Regions from separate parts of the Mus musculus genome. Here region 1 is linked to region 2. A link is a loop called in an ENCODE intact Hi-C map of the cell type or tissue named here. Cell type or tissue: heart. All regions are shown on one strand.

The links. Peaks named below come from ENCODE experiments on the same cell type or tissue, not always from the same donor. Only the 100,000 strongest peaks of a DNase experiment are listed, where the experiment ranks them.
Region 1: it touches region 2 in a loop (8-fold over the local background); 4 of 42 quality-filtered maps call a loop at or near these places.

Annotation. Positions count from the first base shown.
Region 1 is chr6:136,544,372-136,552,371 of GRCm38, reverse strand. All of the region lies in intron 1 of Atf7ip (activating transcription factor 7 interacting protein), which reads right to left. Among named protein-coding and RNA genes, the nearest start is that of Atf7ip, 30 kb to the right of the region's middle. In heart, a CTCF peak has its summit at 3,401; DNase peaks (open chromatin) are centred at 1,211 and 3,821; H3K27ac peaks cover 2,640 bases.
Region 2 is chr6:134,917,507-134,925,506 of GRCm38, reverse strand. It overlaps Cdkn1b (cyclin-dependent kinase inhibitor 1B), which reads right to left and starts at 5,106. Exons shown (of 3, transcript NM_009875.4): 1 at 4,113-5,106; 2 at 3,424-3,551; 3 at 1-1,264. The coding sequence starts at 4,587. The coding sequence ends at 3,433. In heart, CTCF peaks have their summits at 4,253 and 5,255; DNase peaks (open chromatin) are centred at 3,906, 4,306 and 5,196; H3K4me3 peaks cover 3,919 bases; H3K27ac peaks cover 4,255 bases.

The sequences.
Region 1 (8,000 bases), 1.6 Mb before region 2:
AAAATCATATATACACAATAAATTTAGAAGAAAAAAAAATTCCAAGAAACTGAGTGTTGTTCATACTTTATTTTAGGAAGTTCAATTTTCCAGGTGCTTAAGTATTTGGTGTGATTTCTGCTTTTAATAAAGGTAGTACATGTAAATACTACTAACATTTGTCTCTGCATACCCAAAAAAGCCTCTTACTCTTCTTCCTTATTCTAAATAGGACAAGATTCAATAACATGTTTATCTCAAAAGACAATAGGACTGTTCATTAAACACACTATAAAATATCAAAGCTTGCAGCGCCGAGAATCTAACAGTCTTCTTACTCATGGAAAATTCCATTAACTATCTTTTCCCAGGACAACCAGAAAATCTGAAATGAAACAAATGTCTTCTGAGTCTAATCGAAGCCTAACATGTAACCAAACCTGGCAGGGTGCAGGAGATGCATTATCGCACGTCCTGGACTGGTGGCTTTACAATATTTTACCAGTATTCTTATCAATTCTTCACCAGTATTGCTACCATTTCCTATTTCTGCCACCATTTTAAGGCATCATTTAAAAATAAACATTATTTGGTTTTAATACCTACATGTACATTAACAAAGCACTTTAGCATATCTCGTTATATCTCCAGTATAAGATTTTTAGTACAGGCATATTTTAGGAAGGCAAAACTTTCATATCAGAAAACATCTTAAATATACCAATGCCATGATATGCTTCTAAAGCCATTCACAATATAATGAAAATTGGAGTATCCTAATGTTATAATAATGAGCACACACTATATAGTTCAGACTATGTAATAAATACCGACTAGAGACTATGCCCTGCATGTATGTAACTGACACCTACAAATAATTTCTTAAATAAAAAAATCTGTTCTTTTTGAAAGCAAAGGTAGTAATCTAGAACATTCTAACAGTTTCTAAGCTAGCATGCTCACACATTTACATGTAAGTAATAAAATGTACACAGTGTCTAAGTATCAAAGTAGAACACCTTAAAATCACAGCTGACAAGAGGCGGTTTCAGCCTCATGAAAGTTTGCATGGACAGTGTGTTTTTATTTCAAAATTAAAACATCCCTTTAAGAGAAATCTCTACTTATCACTACACTACACGCTGATGAAAGCCCTCCTTGAAATGATAAACATACCCCAAAGGAGCCCCTTGCAGCCATCTTAGCAGCTCTTTGACAGAAACAGAAACTGAAATACAATTTGCATAGTCACTGTGGTTGGCTAATGAAAGCAGGGTCATGTAACCAATCAGGAAGTTAGAACTTGGGCAACCATAAGAGGAGAAAATTTAAATCCACCTAGCAACAGCCTAAAAATAGAAACAACATGCAAGCCTAATTCCTAGAACAGATGTGAACCTAACAGCAAAATTTCCTGGCTAAAAAATCTCATTTTCTTGGAGAGAAATAGACTCTTGCATTTTATAACACCTTACATAGCTGATACCTTTTATTAGATTCCAATTACAAAAAAAAAAAAAAAAGCATGTTCCATTAAATAAATGGATCAGTGCCAAGTAGCATTCCATTGTCTGTTCTCCTGTGCCCATACAAGCACGCACATCCACTGCACACGCGCCTCCACTGCACACGCACCTCCGCGATTTCCCTCTTCCAGGAGAACAATGAGGCACTTGAATCCCAATTCTAACAAATCCCAGGCTTTCAAGAAAAAGAAAAATCCAAATATCTGAATAACACAGCATTTGTCTACCTATTTTTGTGCAATTATTTGAGAATGTCATTTATTAATTTTCAAAAGCTTATTGGTTGTGTACTAAAAGCACAACTCAATAAAGCAGACCTCTAAATAAGGTAAGGATTTCCATATTTGTGTTTTAAAACATAAACCTCCTATTCACACAAGACATAAATTATTTTATCAAAAGTTAATTAGTATCAATGAGGAAAAAAATTGTCAAACAAAATATATTTGAACATAAATAATCCCAACAAAATTCCATTTTTGATGTTTCAATTGGTTCCTAGTACAATGGAGATGTTAAAGTCCACATGTTTAAAATTTCTTCAGTTGCCAGCCTGGCGCAACTGAAGAGAAATCCTGTCTCAAAAAACAAAACAAAAAAAAAAAGTAAAAATGAAATTAAAAAAAAAATCTTGAGCTGTCAAGATGTGAGACACATTTCTTCACTCTGAACTTGCGACCTAGTGGTTTTTAGCGTATGTATGACTTTTTCTCTGTAAATTACATATTTGCTCCAGAAATAATGTTTATTTCTGAAGGTGATAATCTGCAATCTAATAATAACTATCAAAGAAGAATATAAAGGCAAGAGATCTGGCTCAAAATGAAGAGGGCTCACCAAGCATGTGTGTCGCCCTAGGGTAGAATCCTAGGTATGGAGGTGGAAGGACACATGGATAATGAAGGAAAGTTTAAGACAGGAACAAAGAAGAGGCAAGCTAAGGCAAAAAATAAAAATAAAATAAAAATGCAAGGTAACACTTGCATTTCACTTCAACGCAAGCTGTAGCTGCTGAAATCTCAGACTGTGGCAGAGTCCGCTCCTATTAAAACAAGCAATTGCCTTATGTGGTTTTCTTTTAAGTGTTTCTGGTTTTGTTCTTGTGGTGATGGGGATCAAACAAAGACTCACTTAAATAAATAGAAAAAGCTCCAGGAAACAGATGATAAACGTTAAATCTACCTTCTATAACACAATGGCTAAATATTAAAATGGAGTTTCATCTAGCATAAAATTACTTATTTTAAACAGTTTACCTAAAAAGTAAATAAAGATTACTTCTTCTTAACGTTCTATTCTTATTTGTTGCATATCCAGAACCTAGCTATATTTATTTTAATAGAAAGGATTAAAATAAAATCTTAAATCATGAGCAAGTAAACTATTATAACCATCACACAAGAAAGCAATAAGCTACAATTAATGAGGTCTAGTCCTCACATGTGATCAAATGTGTCAGAAGGCACCAGTGATGGGAGAGTTTCTTTGATAAATCTAGATCATTAATCTAGATCATTACTGAAACTATTCATAAGCCTTAGAATTGCTATTTTCTTCTACTGCAGTACTAGTTAAACTTATTTTTCACATCTTACATTTGGTCAGTTTTACTTTGAGAAAACCAAGCATTCCCCAGCACCCACAATCAGGAAACTCCCAGCAATTTGTGATTACAGCTCCAGAGGTTCCAATGGCCTAATCTATACCCACGCACTAATAAACAGTTACAACACAGATATTTTTAATCATTTAAAAGAATAGACTTTAGGGAATTGGCCTGGTGGTTCTTGCAAAGGATCCAAGTTTGGTTTCTAGCAATTATATCTGTTGACTCACAACTGCTATTAACTCCAGCTTCATAGGATCCAAAGTCCTCCTCTAGGGGCCAAAGTCACTCACGAGCATAAGTGTACACCATGTGCACGAGCATATGCAGGGGTGTGTGTGTGTGTCTGTGTATGTGTGTGTGTGTGTGTGTGTGTGTGTGTATGCGGGCGCGCACACACACAAATATAAAAATAAAATTTTAAAAGATTTAAATGTTTAACTACAGACATAAACTTATAAAGCCTTTATTTTCTTTCTGATTAGCTCAATTTTTATAAGCCAGATTTCAAAAGAGTACATTAAAAAAATCTTTAATTCTTCAAATTCGAATGAGAAAAAAAAAAAGAGAGTATGCCTTTCTTTCCAATCCCATTTTCAATTGCACTTTTGCTCATAACCCTATTTATAATTCAGTCATAGACAAAGACTTCCCAAGTAGTTGCTAGGCAACAGCAGCATGCTCAGTTTGGGCCTATTGGAGAGCTGGCTGTCTGCCACATTAGAGAATTTAACTGAGCCTAGAGCCTCCAGAATTCAAAGAAGCAGACAAGGAGATGAGGAGGAGAAAAGGGATGAGAACAGAAAGAGACAGAAAGAGAAGAGGAAAGGGAGGCGGGACAATGAGGAGGAACTGAGAAAGGGAAAAGAAAAAAAAATCCAAAACTAGACAGTAAAAACTATAATATGCCAAGCATATTATTTATGCTAGCACCTGATTTCCAAAACTTGACAATCGTCAGGAGGTTTGCAATCCTGAAGCCCCTCTTCTAATAAGCAGACAATGTAGCCTGGGTGAGGGAGGAAACGGGCGAGAGCATGCGCAGGACTTCCATGACATCAGACCTTTAAGGACTGGAAAAAACCAACTAGATTTCCCTGAAATTTATTCCTATATGCTTGACACACTGCTAAAGGATAATGTGTGCACACTAAACCAAACTATTTTTCTATCTTAAAACTGTAATAATTTAAATTTAGAAAATGTACTAAGAACCCAAAACAATTACAACTGTCCTTTCTGAATAAAACTCGGATGGCAATGAGTGTTTCAAAATTCATTCATTTATACAAATTAACAGTGATAAAAATAAAACTTTGCAACGTCAAGATCTAGTCCTTAAACAAAGATCATGTCAATCAAAAAATCTTCATACTTAAGCCAGTGTGGTGCTATGTTCAATACTAAAAACCCTGACCAAAGATCTCAAATACCTGACTAGAGTAAGAAAACCCTCCATTCCGTATAGCAAGGAAAAAAAAACCTATCTAAAAACATTTATATGAATTTTTAATTTATGTGAAATATTGGAACTATGTAAGAAGACATAAGACTTAATGCAAAAAAATGCATTACTTTTCCTAGGCAAAATCTGTCAAAAGAAAATTCTGGCTAAAATTTCACCTATGTAATTTTTGTACTATAACAAAAGTGTTAAGATTAATATGTAAAACAAAAGAATAGTTTATAAAAAGGGAATATTTTTAAAAACCAAAAATGTTTTCTCATCAAATAAAAAAGCTTATGAAAAAGTAAATTCTTGTTTAAAATTTAGAGTGCAGTAGAATTGTTCATAATGAAATAAACAATGAGACAACTTTAGAAAGAAGTGAGAGTAGACATAAGCAGAATATCAAGAAGGCTCTATACGGTCATAGAGAAACCCAATGGCACAGAATGGAAATTCAACACAAACCCTGAGGACCATGGAAAAACAGAAATAGCCACAAACGATTCAGAAAAATAAAATGTCAACAATAAATGTTTTCTCACTAACATTAGTGTACAGACGTCATGTCGCTCAGTGTCAGAATAATTAATCAGAAGCACGGGTGAGAGCCAGCAGGCGTTAGCCCCACCCAGGGGCCTGACCTTTACATCTCAGGTTATTTCAGACTGTTTAAAAGAGGATCGGAACAGCGTACACAGCTACACTATAAACAGCAAACAACAACAACAAATCACTAAGGAAATACTTTCCAAAAATAATGGAACATCCAAACTAAAGAACATTAGACAGTTTTAAACATGTAAACTGATATAATTTTTTAAGGTGTGAAGAAATTTCTGAAAAGAAATTTCTATGCCCAAAATGCACACATTTCTTCCTAAAATCTATAGATGAAATAAAAAAAAAATCTATTAACAACACAGAATGATAGGGAAATATATAGAATCATATATATAGTCAAGTGTAAAATTCTTATAAATATACCAATAAATATCAATAGTGAGCTCACATGTGGTAATAAATATTTTATAAATTCAGTAACAACAACAACAAAAAAAAAAACCACACAAATAAAACCATATATACCGGCAGGATAAGAGGAAGATTATCTATTAAAACAAAGAACAAAACTCAGAATAAAGAGGGAATTTGTAAAAAAACAAAACCTACCAGCAAAGCACTAACAATATATCCTAAGTAATTCTGCAAAGCTAGTCATAAGAGAACTGAGAGCCCACATCAGTGGAGGTGCAGGGATCCTAGCACAGAAGAAGAGGCAGGCAGGTATCTGAGTTCCAGGCTAACCGCTGTCAAACCATGAGAAGATAAAGGGAAATGGAGCAAGCAGCGTGCAGAGAAAGCAGAACACACTAACAGAAATGTGAAAGACACACATTTAAGAAAATCTACTTGTCTCAAGTATTCAGGTAAATTATAGATCATCAATGGAGCACCAGAAAGAACTGAAGGCTTTTAATTTACTATAAACTCAAGATCTGGGCTGGTAAGATGTCTCAGCAGGTAAAGGCTTTCATAATCTGATGACCTGAGTTTAATCCACAAAACCGGGGGGGGGGGGGGGGGGGTGTGTGTGGGGGGGGGGGTGTGGGATATGACTTTTAAAAGTTGTCCTCTGACCTCTACACAGGCATCATGACATACACTCTCTCAACAAATAAATGTACAACCAAACTTAAAACCTTCAACAGCACAAAATGGCTACCAAAACAAAGTTAAGCCACAGAACAGAAAGATAATGTCAAGAAATATAAAGTTCCTAGCGCTTCAGGGTAGCAGGTTGACTAAACATTAGAGACAGTCTTATAATACCTAAAACCTAAACATGAGAATGCCCACCCTGAAGAACGCCCTGAACAACATGTTGTAAGAGGAAGAGTTGTGGCAAATGGAGAATATTTAGCCTAGGAAACACACGGTATCTTACTGACTTCAGGAACACAGACATGGGACAGATGGAATTGAAGAGCTATGAGGACAGCTAACTTTGTATAAAGCACCAATCTGTCTGCCCCATGCCTGACAGTAACAGACTAAAACCGGAGCAGCTGCCTCGGCTTCTAACCCCGTTGGCCATGAAAAGGCAGCTGCAGGACCAGAGGATTCCCTGTCTGTGAGGAACCTAAGCAACAACGCCCATACAGGCGCTCCAACTACTCCAATCTGCCTAAGCCATTTCCAAGAGTCTATGGTTCTATGGTTCTAAGTGATCGTATTGCTGTACAGGAAACAGAACTACATACTTTGCCTACATAGTTTGGCTGTTTATCCTTCAGAGTCTCACCGACGGCCCAGGCTGCCATGAACTAACTCATTCTCTAGTCCGGGCTGGACTGAAGTTAGTGGGGATCCTGCCTTAGCCTCTAGTGTGCTGACATTACAGGTCGGAGCCACTCCCAGATTCCCTCGTCTCAAAGATTGGACACTTTCACCTTTGCCTTGCATATTTCCTTTCAGGTTCATCTATACACAGAATCCCCATCTTAATTTGCTATGGCTTGGCCCTCAACTTTTAACAGCATTCAATAAATTACTTAGTTTGAGTTCAATAACCCTCTCCTTTTCATATGCATAAATACCACTCCATTGGCCAGTCCAACATTTTCCTAAAACATAATGGCTCAAAATACATGGGAACATTTCCCAAATGTTTCAGACATCTTTGTCCAGCAACATTAACAAAATTATAACCTTCTTCCCATCTACCTCAAAATTACTCAAAGCTGATTTGTATTATTATTGTAATCATAGTGAAACAGAATTAAAACAAACAAACAAAAAACATACGTTTCTGTACTTTACAGACTTATACGTTAAAACAGTATTAATGAGCAAAACTGTCAAAAGACAACAGTTAAGTCCACACTCGGGGAACATGGCAATACTCTACCATAGCTAGCTAGCTCTTTACATGCATAACCATAAAGTAATAGTGACCAGCTACCTTTCAGAAGCTAGCGAACTGGAAACACCACCTAATTACACTTTAAGGCTGTAGGAAAAGCCTAGTGTTTACCTGCTAGATAGAGGAAGACACAAAAGAGGGTGGCCTGCTGGAGCATTTTCCTCTGTGTCCCTAAGTTGGCATCACTACTTCACATCTCCTCCTACTTACACCTATTCCACAAATACAATTACAACAATTTAAAATACCTAATCTCTGTATGACATTAATAAACACATGTGCATTTCTTCACAAACATACATCTTTCTATCTTTGTAGTAATTATATAAACCTCTATTATACATATATTTTTATTTCCACAGGATGTAATATTTCAGGTATATAACACAAGAAAAACAATGCCTGTGTACCATTGGTCAACTTACGAAATAAAGTATTAGATATAATGGAATTCTTAATTAATACATATTAAAATTGTGATAAATTTAAATATTTGGAAATTAATTTATTATGTGG
Region 2 (8,000 bases):
GGAAGTTTTCTTTATTGATTGCTTGATGTGTAACAATAATTGGCATCTTTTTCACACATTACAAAAATTATACTTGGCTCAGTATGCAACCTTTTAAGCACAGCCATACTATTTAACAAAGGCGGGGGGGGGGCTAGTCTATCCAATACAGCATTTACAAATGCACAAAACATGCCACTTTGGCTTGTATATTGTCTAGATTAAAAAAAAATCTCTTTTTAACATAAATAAGTTAGTATAATTTTCAGTGTCTTTACAGAGTTATATACACAGGCACACTTCCAAGTTTTTCTCATACACAGGCAATGAAGAAACGCTGTTTAAAGATGTAGTATCCATTTCACTTACTCTACAAGTGTCCTTTTTTCCTTAAAAAAAAAAAAAAAAAAAAAAACAACTTTCCTTGGGGGCAAATTAACAAGTAGGGTGAGAAACTTTGAATTAAAAATTATTTCATTATTTGTGTAAAGTTACAGACTTCTAAAAATATCCAAGGATTTAGGATTATGTTCACTGTGAAAAAAAGAAATAAGAATTTTTCTTAGCAAAAATGATCTGGGATAATCAAATCTAAGAATTCAGAATTCCCTATTATGCACCCCAGATTTTTGCCCAGTGTTACCTGGGGTAATTACTGCTAAACAATAAACTGGTAAATTCCAATTAAAAAAAAAAATTAAGCCATTTCTTGCTCTATAACAGAATCTTCAGAACCTCCAAGTGAGAATAAGCTTCATGTAGAAATAAATAGCAACCATGTGTAGCAATTATTCAAATTTTGATTATTTTAAAAATAAAGGATCCATTCTTACCGAAAGGGACACTACATCTTTAAAGAAAGGAATTCAAACCCTTCCCCCCCCCACCCCCACCCAGGTTGCTTCTCTTTATGCAAGTCAAATATTTTTCTCCTTGCTACAAATTGAAGCAAGTTCTTCACCCCCATGCTGACTCCTCAGCCCCACCCTGCCCTCCCATCCCTAACGTTTATGTGCTACAGAGTAAAAGATAAAAACTATATACACAGGTAGTACAACAAAGCAAATAAGGAACAACCTAATTGCGCAATGCTACATCCAATGCTTTTAGAGGCAGATGGTTTAAGAGTGCCTAAAATTTTAGTGTTATTGTTTTTGCTTTCTCAGTGCTTATACAGGATGTCCATTCAATGGAGTCAGCGATATGTATTTAAATTTTTTCATGTATATCTTCCTTGCTTCATAAAGCAGTGATGTATCTAATAAACAAGGAAATATTCTTAATTCTGCAAAAGAAACAAAAGAATTAGGGAGAAGACACTAGAGTAACATTGCCAAAGTACAGAAATTATTTTGTTGCTAGCTTAGTTAACAAATACTTCAGTAATGATGGATAAATACAGGCACTAAAGGTCTGAAGACTACAGGTATCTCCGATCCTATCTTTGCTGGATTTTTGTTCTGTTTTGTGTGGTATTAGAGTCAGGGTCCTTAACAAGTGGGCAATTTTGTGAAACCCTCCCATGCCCCAGGGGACATTTGGAAATGTCTAAGAGACATTTCTGATTGTCACAGCTTCGGGAAGAAGATTGCTACTGGCATCTTGTGGGGGAGGCCAGAGATAATGCCAAACATTCTAAAATGCACAGGACTGCCTACCACAACAAAGAATAATTTGGCTCAAAATGTCAACTGTGCAGAGGTTGAGAAACTCGCTCTATAAAATCTGGGTCAAAGAGGGTGAGAAAGAAAAGAAATTCAGGAACCATAACACATCAGAGTAGCATATTTTCGTAATCTTGAAAAATACCTGGAAATGCAATTATAAAATTATTCCTCCCCACCAAGTCGAGGAATGTTTACAAAATTGCAATTTCTTACTCATATGCAGCATATCTGCACGAGTGCTTTTGACTAGAGTCTTATGGTTGCTTGGCTAATAAATGCCTCTTTATCAGAACAGGCCAGGTAAAAATCCAGGCGGCTCATCTGAAAAGCTAGGCCAGAAGCCACACAAAGCAACTAAAGCTACAGGTGTGATGGCTAGTTAGAAAGAACTCCCATCCAATTCGACAACTTTATAGAGGGTATAATATGGAAAGTGACTCTAATGGCCATTTTCCATCTCTGAAAAAATGCTATGTCTGTAGAAGGTATATCATGACTTTATGATTTATAAACACAACAAGCTGGAACCCTGTGCCATCTCTATATTCCTTCATTTATTTTTAAATTTCAATAAATGAGGACCTGAAAAGTTAATAATAAACTGTTAAGATCTATTTGTATGCTGGGTTATAAGTGGGCTTTAGAAATAGAGAATGCTGGTTTTCTTCATAAGGAGCTTATAAACTATTATAAGTAGTTAGAGCATATGAATAGTCAATCTATGTAAATTTAGGGGCTGGGTTACTCTAATTAGGCAAGTGGGGTGATGAGATTTTTGACACATGGAAAAATCCACACTTGTGTTGGACCTTCTCAGTTGGTCCTAACATCTACTATCCATTTCCCCTATAAACATCCAAACCGTCCTGTTCCAGCAAATTAGCATACGGTGCTGACGTGTGGGAAGGCTGCTTCCTCTAGCTGTTCATTTAACTTCTGCTTTGTAACCTCAGGGTTAAAATCAATTCTGTGGGAGCATTAGTACTTCTGAACTTTCCAGTCTAATTTTTTTTTTAAGTATGAAGTTCCTTTCTCTCCAAAATTTACCAGCATACAAGGCACAACTTTAAAAAAAAATAAAAAAGTACCCAGAGGTGATGGCACACAACCTCTAATCTCAGCACTCAGGAGGCAGAGACAATACAGATCTCTGTGAGTTCGAAGCCAGCGTGGTCTACAGAGCAATTCCCAGAATAGCCCGAGCTGTTTGTTACACAGAGAAACCCTATCTCAAAAAACCAAAAACCAAAACAAAAGCAAAAGATAAAAAGAACTCGAGCCACGGCAGCTCTATTCACACTCCTAATCAAACGTGCACTATGGGTACCTAGTTTTTCTCTTAAGAACATACATGTAAGTATATATTTGCCATTTTTCTACAGTTCAAATGGTTCAAAATAGGCTATTGGCTCAAAACGAACCTCTGGGAAATGGGTTCTCATGAACTGAGACTGGAAAGGAAAACTGTCATTCCCAGCCTAAGTTTTAGTGGGATTCATAAGGATACGACCGTCCCTATCCTTTGGGGCCTTGGTGGCAAGTTCTTGCTTGGGAACCTCATTCTGATTCCACTTTAAGGTAAATATCTTGGGGTGCAAATACTGCATTATAGTCCCCTCAAGTGATTCCAGCCTTCCCCAGTGTTAATTTTTTTGATCAAGGAAAGTAATTCCTCCTGGCAGGCAACTAATCTGCCAGCAGTCCTGGGGTCTGCAGGCCCCCCGGGGAGCGCAGCCCAGATGGGGTGTCAGTTTTGTGTTCTTCCTCATTAACCCACCGGAGCTGTTTACGTCTGGCGTCGAAGGCCGGGCTTCTTGGGCGTCTGCTCCACAGTGCCAGCGTTCGGGGAACCGTCTGAAACATTTTCTTCTGTTCTGTTGGCCCTTTTGTTTTGCGAAGAAGAATCTAAGAGGGGGGCAAGGGGAAATTTTTAAGAGAACACACACAAACCATCTTTATTATCGACAACAATGGCTGACAGAAGTAGGCCCAAGGGATGAACAACCCACTCACTACCTCCACCCACGACCCCTGGACCCGTCATCCCCGGTAGCATCTAAGGACACAAAATAAGGTTGTTCCCACTAACACAAGGAGTATTCTACACCCCACGTCTCTTCCCCACCCCCATCCCCACCCCCACCCCCCCACCCCAGCCAAGGAGGAGGCAGTTGGTAAACATCCGAACTTTTGTCACGTATCTACAGCTGGCTAGAGGGGAGGAACTGTGATGCGTTCGGCTACGGAAGTTATCACATCTTACTATCTCCGGCTTCTGACTTCAAAATCATAAACAGGGCAAGCAGTCGGATAGGGGGTATGTCAAACCTAAGCTTCAAACAAGTTCGATTTCCCAGAGCTAAAGCAGAACACGCTGGAGAAAGCAAGTGAACAGGGTCTAGTAAAGGGGCGCTTACGGAGACAGACAGACAGACAGACATTTTAAGTTTTCCAAAGAGTCACTACCTTCTGCAGCAGGTCGCTTCCTCATCCCTGGACACTGCTCCGCTAACCCAGCCGGATTGTCTGACGAGTCAGGCATTTGGTCCACCAAATGCCGGTCCTCAGAGTTTGCCTGAGACCCAATTAAAGGCACCGCCTGGCGGCTCCCGCTGACATCCTGGCTCTCCTGCGCCAGCACCTTGCAGGCGCTCTTGGGGGGGCGCGGGGGCCTGTAGTAGAACTCGGGCAAGCTGCCCCTCTCCACCTCCTGCCACTCGTATCTGCCCTCCAGGGGCTTATGATTCTGAAAGTCGAAATTCCACTTGCGCTGACTCGCTTCTTCCATATCCCGGCAGTGCTTCTCCAAGTCCCGGGTTAGTTCTTCATGATTGACCGGGCCGAAGAGATTTCTGCAGGCGGAAGGCTTGGGGTGCTCCGCTTGTCTGGCGTCCATCCGCTCCAGGCTCGGGCTCCCGTTAGACACTCTCACGTTTGACATCTTCCTCCTCGGGCGGGTGTGGACCACCGCCTCGCCTCTCTCCGGAAAAAAAAAAATGAAATAAACAACAAAACCGAACAAAAGCGAAACGCCACGGATGGAGCGCAAAACCCTCTTCGAAGTTCTGCGACTGCACACAGACAGTCAAATGGAGCAGAGCCAGGCGAGCGACCGCCCGAGCCGCAGTAGCGCGCAGGTCTGGGGAAGAGAGGCGCAGGGACACCCCAGCCGCCGCGCAGCTCGAGGCTTCAGTGATCAAGTGTACTGGAGGGCGGGGAAGGGAGGGGAGGAGGCAGGAGGAGGTGGCAAACAGTCGGAGCGTAGGCTGGGGCGAGCCCGTGTGTCCCGCGAACGCAGCCCCTCTCCAAACCTTGCCGCCGCGCGAGTCTCGGAGCCGCGAGTGAGTCGGGACAAGGGATGAGGGGGGAAAACACCCCAAAAGCACGAGCCCCCCTCCTTTTTTAGTTGCCCAATATGGCGGTGGAAGGGAGGCTGACGAAGAAGAAGATGATTGACACTGCAAGTCTATTTAAACAGAGGAGGAGCTCCATTGGTCTCGGCGCCGGGAGCCGCTCCGCCCAGGCTGGCGAGCGCGCTCTTAAGGTGGCCCCGGGCGCGGCGCCGCCGCCTCTCCGCGCTCCCGAGCGCGCCGCCTCCCCGTAGCGCCGCCAGGACATTGGCTGGTCGCGTGACTACTCGGAGGTGTACGACTGCCAACAAACCTGCTCTGGCTGGCCCCGGAGAAATTAAAAATAAGACAAACAAACTAGCCAAACGGCCGGAGAGCTGGGGAGGGGCCAGCGCGGCGGCCAGGCAGGGACCCGGGGATCTAGGTCCCGGCGCTGCAGAGCTGCGCTGGCAGGCGCGTCACCGCTCCCGACTGCGACCTCCAGGTCTTTGCCCGCGAAACCTAGGGCCTGGACCAGTGGGCTCCTAGGTCGCTGGCGGCTTATTAGGAGCTTCGGTGGCTAGTTCAGCCCACCTGCATTCGCCGAGGTGGGAATGGAGGAGGGTATGCGAGAGATTCAGGAAACCTTGGCTCAGGGCCTGGGGCAGCCCACCCACCCCCACCCGGCAGGGTGCCTTAGCTGGGGTGCGGAATCGGCCGCTTAGCCTGACCCCAGAAGTCTCTGCTATGTAGGACAGGCCAGGAGGTGGTTTCAAAAAGAAGCCAGGACTGACCGCTCTTATCAGGGTGTTTCTGAATCCAAGCGCTTCCACCGTAGGATCTCGAGATTGAAAACCCCCAGTGCTCTCCCAAGCCTCTCTTTAGAGCCGTCCCAGACAGAAATCAGAAAAAGCCAGTTCTGATTTTCTTGGTTCCTAAGCACAGTGAAAGCCATTGCTATAGCGTGTGGGAACTCGCCTTTATACCCTTATGTTCTTTCCCGGGCGAAGCCGTTCCCTCCACCTGAGTCCAGACGCCAACTACAACAGTGCCTTCCTTCTCTTTTTTCTCCCACCAGCCTGTTGCTTCCAACCTACTCAGTACAATATTCAAATACAAGCAAATACTTTTAGAGAGCTGCAGGTTGTTAAAGGGCGAAAACACTTTCCTAAGGATCTAAGACTAGATTTGCAAGTGATTTATAATACCACCACCACGGTATTACCAACATCTAGTAATGTTGGGTGGGTTTTTTTCAGCTCCTTGGGCAACTTCACATTTCTCTATCACTGCTGAGCACAGTGACAGAAGTTAAAACAGAATAGCCAGGCCTGTCGTATCTCAGAGTTCAGTGAGATTTTAAGGGCTTTGCCCACTAGTATTCCCAAACAGTCTTGGTTTGCGCTAAACACAAAACATGTTACAGGAAATTAAATTTCTGGTTTAGTGTCCCAAAGAAGCATGGTTTTCCTATCTTCCTCTGGTGTAGGTGAGACTGAATATTGACTTGTTTTCTTAGCCACATCTTTGCCAGGATGTGTGTGTGTGTGTGTGTGTGTGTGTGTGCGCGCGCGCGCGCGCACGTGCACGTGTGTGTGTGTGTGTGTGTGTGTGTGTGTGTGTGTGTGTGTGTGCCTTGCCTCCTGCATTCAAAATGTAACAGTCCAGAAAGTTCTTAGATAGGTTTAGCCTCTTTTTACCAATGAGGAAATTGATACTCAGGTTTCCTGTCTGGGGACTTCTATTCAGTTGGTGGCAGAGTCTCCTCATTCTCGGCTGGTTTGGGTTTTGTCTGTTTTCTTCTGGTGGTCTCAGTGTTCCTGATTTTGTCTGGATTTGGATGGGTTGCAGTCTGCAGACTCTACTCTCTTACAAGGATCCAAAAGGTCTCTTTCCAGGCCTTGGATGCCCACAGATGTCTCCTTGATCATCAAGTGCAGCTGTCACAAGCCTTTGGTATCACTATCTACTAGTTCAGCTGAAATACAGATTCCAAAAAGATGGGTGGGGCTCATTGAGTAGGAAAGAAGGCAGCATCCAGGCGTGGACTTCAAATCCAGGCCTTCTGCACTGTTCAGTTGGGACCAAGGTGGGGAGTTGCCTCTTCTGGGGTGCTTTGTTTGCTGTGGTTTTGCACTGTGTTGGTCAGGCTGGCCTTGAACTCCTGGGCTCTGCCTCAGCTTCAGTAGCTAGGATGCTCAGCAAGACAAGAGGATCAGGAATTTGTCATTCTTGACTGCATAGCTGAGTTGGTGGCCAGACTGTGTTACAGGAGATTCTGTATCTGAAAACAAAATTCAGTCACTGGGACTATGGGTCCACCCCACTGTGTTCAGGTTGTCTTGGTTTTTGTAGATTTGGGCTAAGAGATGGCTCAGCAGGTAAAGGTGCCTGCCAAAATGCCTGACATGCTGAGGTCAGTTTTCGGAATCCATATGATAGAGAGCGAGTTGACTCCTCTTGGTAGGTGTACTATGACCTCTGACCTACCTACCTACATACATATATACACACGCTATAATTGAAAAAATATTATTGCAATGTTGTGCATGACATGCACATATGTGGACAAACTCGTCATGGCATGCATGTGTGCTCAGGTCAGGAGACTACGTTGAATCAGGTCCCCCACACACACCTTACATGGGTCCTGCAGGCTGAACTCAGGTTGTCCGACTTGTATGGCAGGTGTCTGACCCATTGAACCCACTCACCAGTCTCCCAGCTGTTGCCCCTCCCCCCATATCTAACATACCTACTTAGTTTACTGAACTTGGGAAGAAAACACAGTAAAATGGGGTGAGCCTTATGTCTCCGGTATATGCCCAGCCTTGACACCAGCACCATAAACATTTTAAATTGCTAGAGATGTCATCACTGTAGAGGTAAAGGAATTCAAAGTCCTTCTCAACTACACAGAGAGTTCACAGCCATCCTGAGCTATGTAAGACCGTGTCTCAAATATTAAACTAAAAGACAATCACTAGGCAGCAAGGAGCTCCTCTGCCTCTTTCTGTGTGAACTA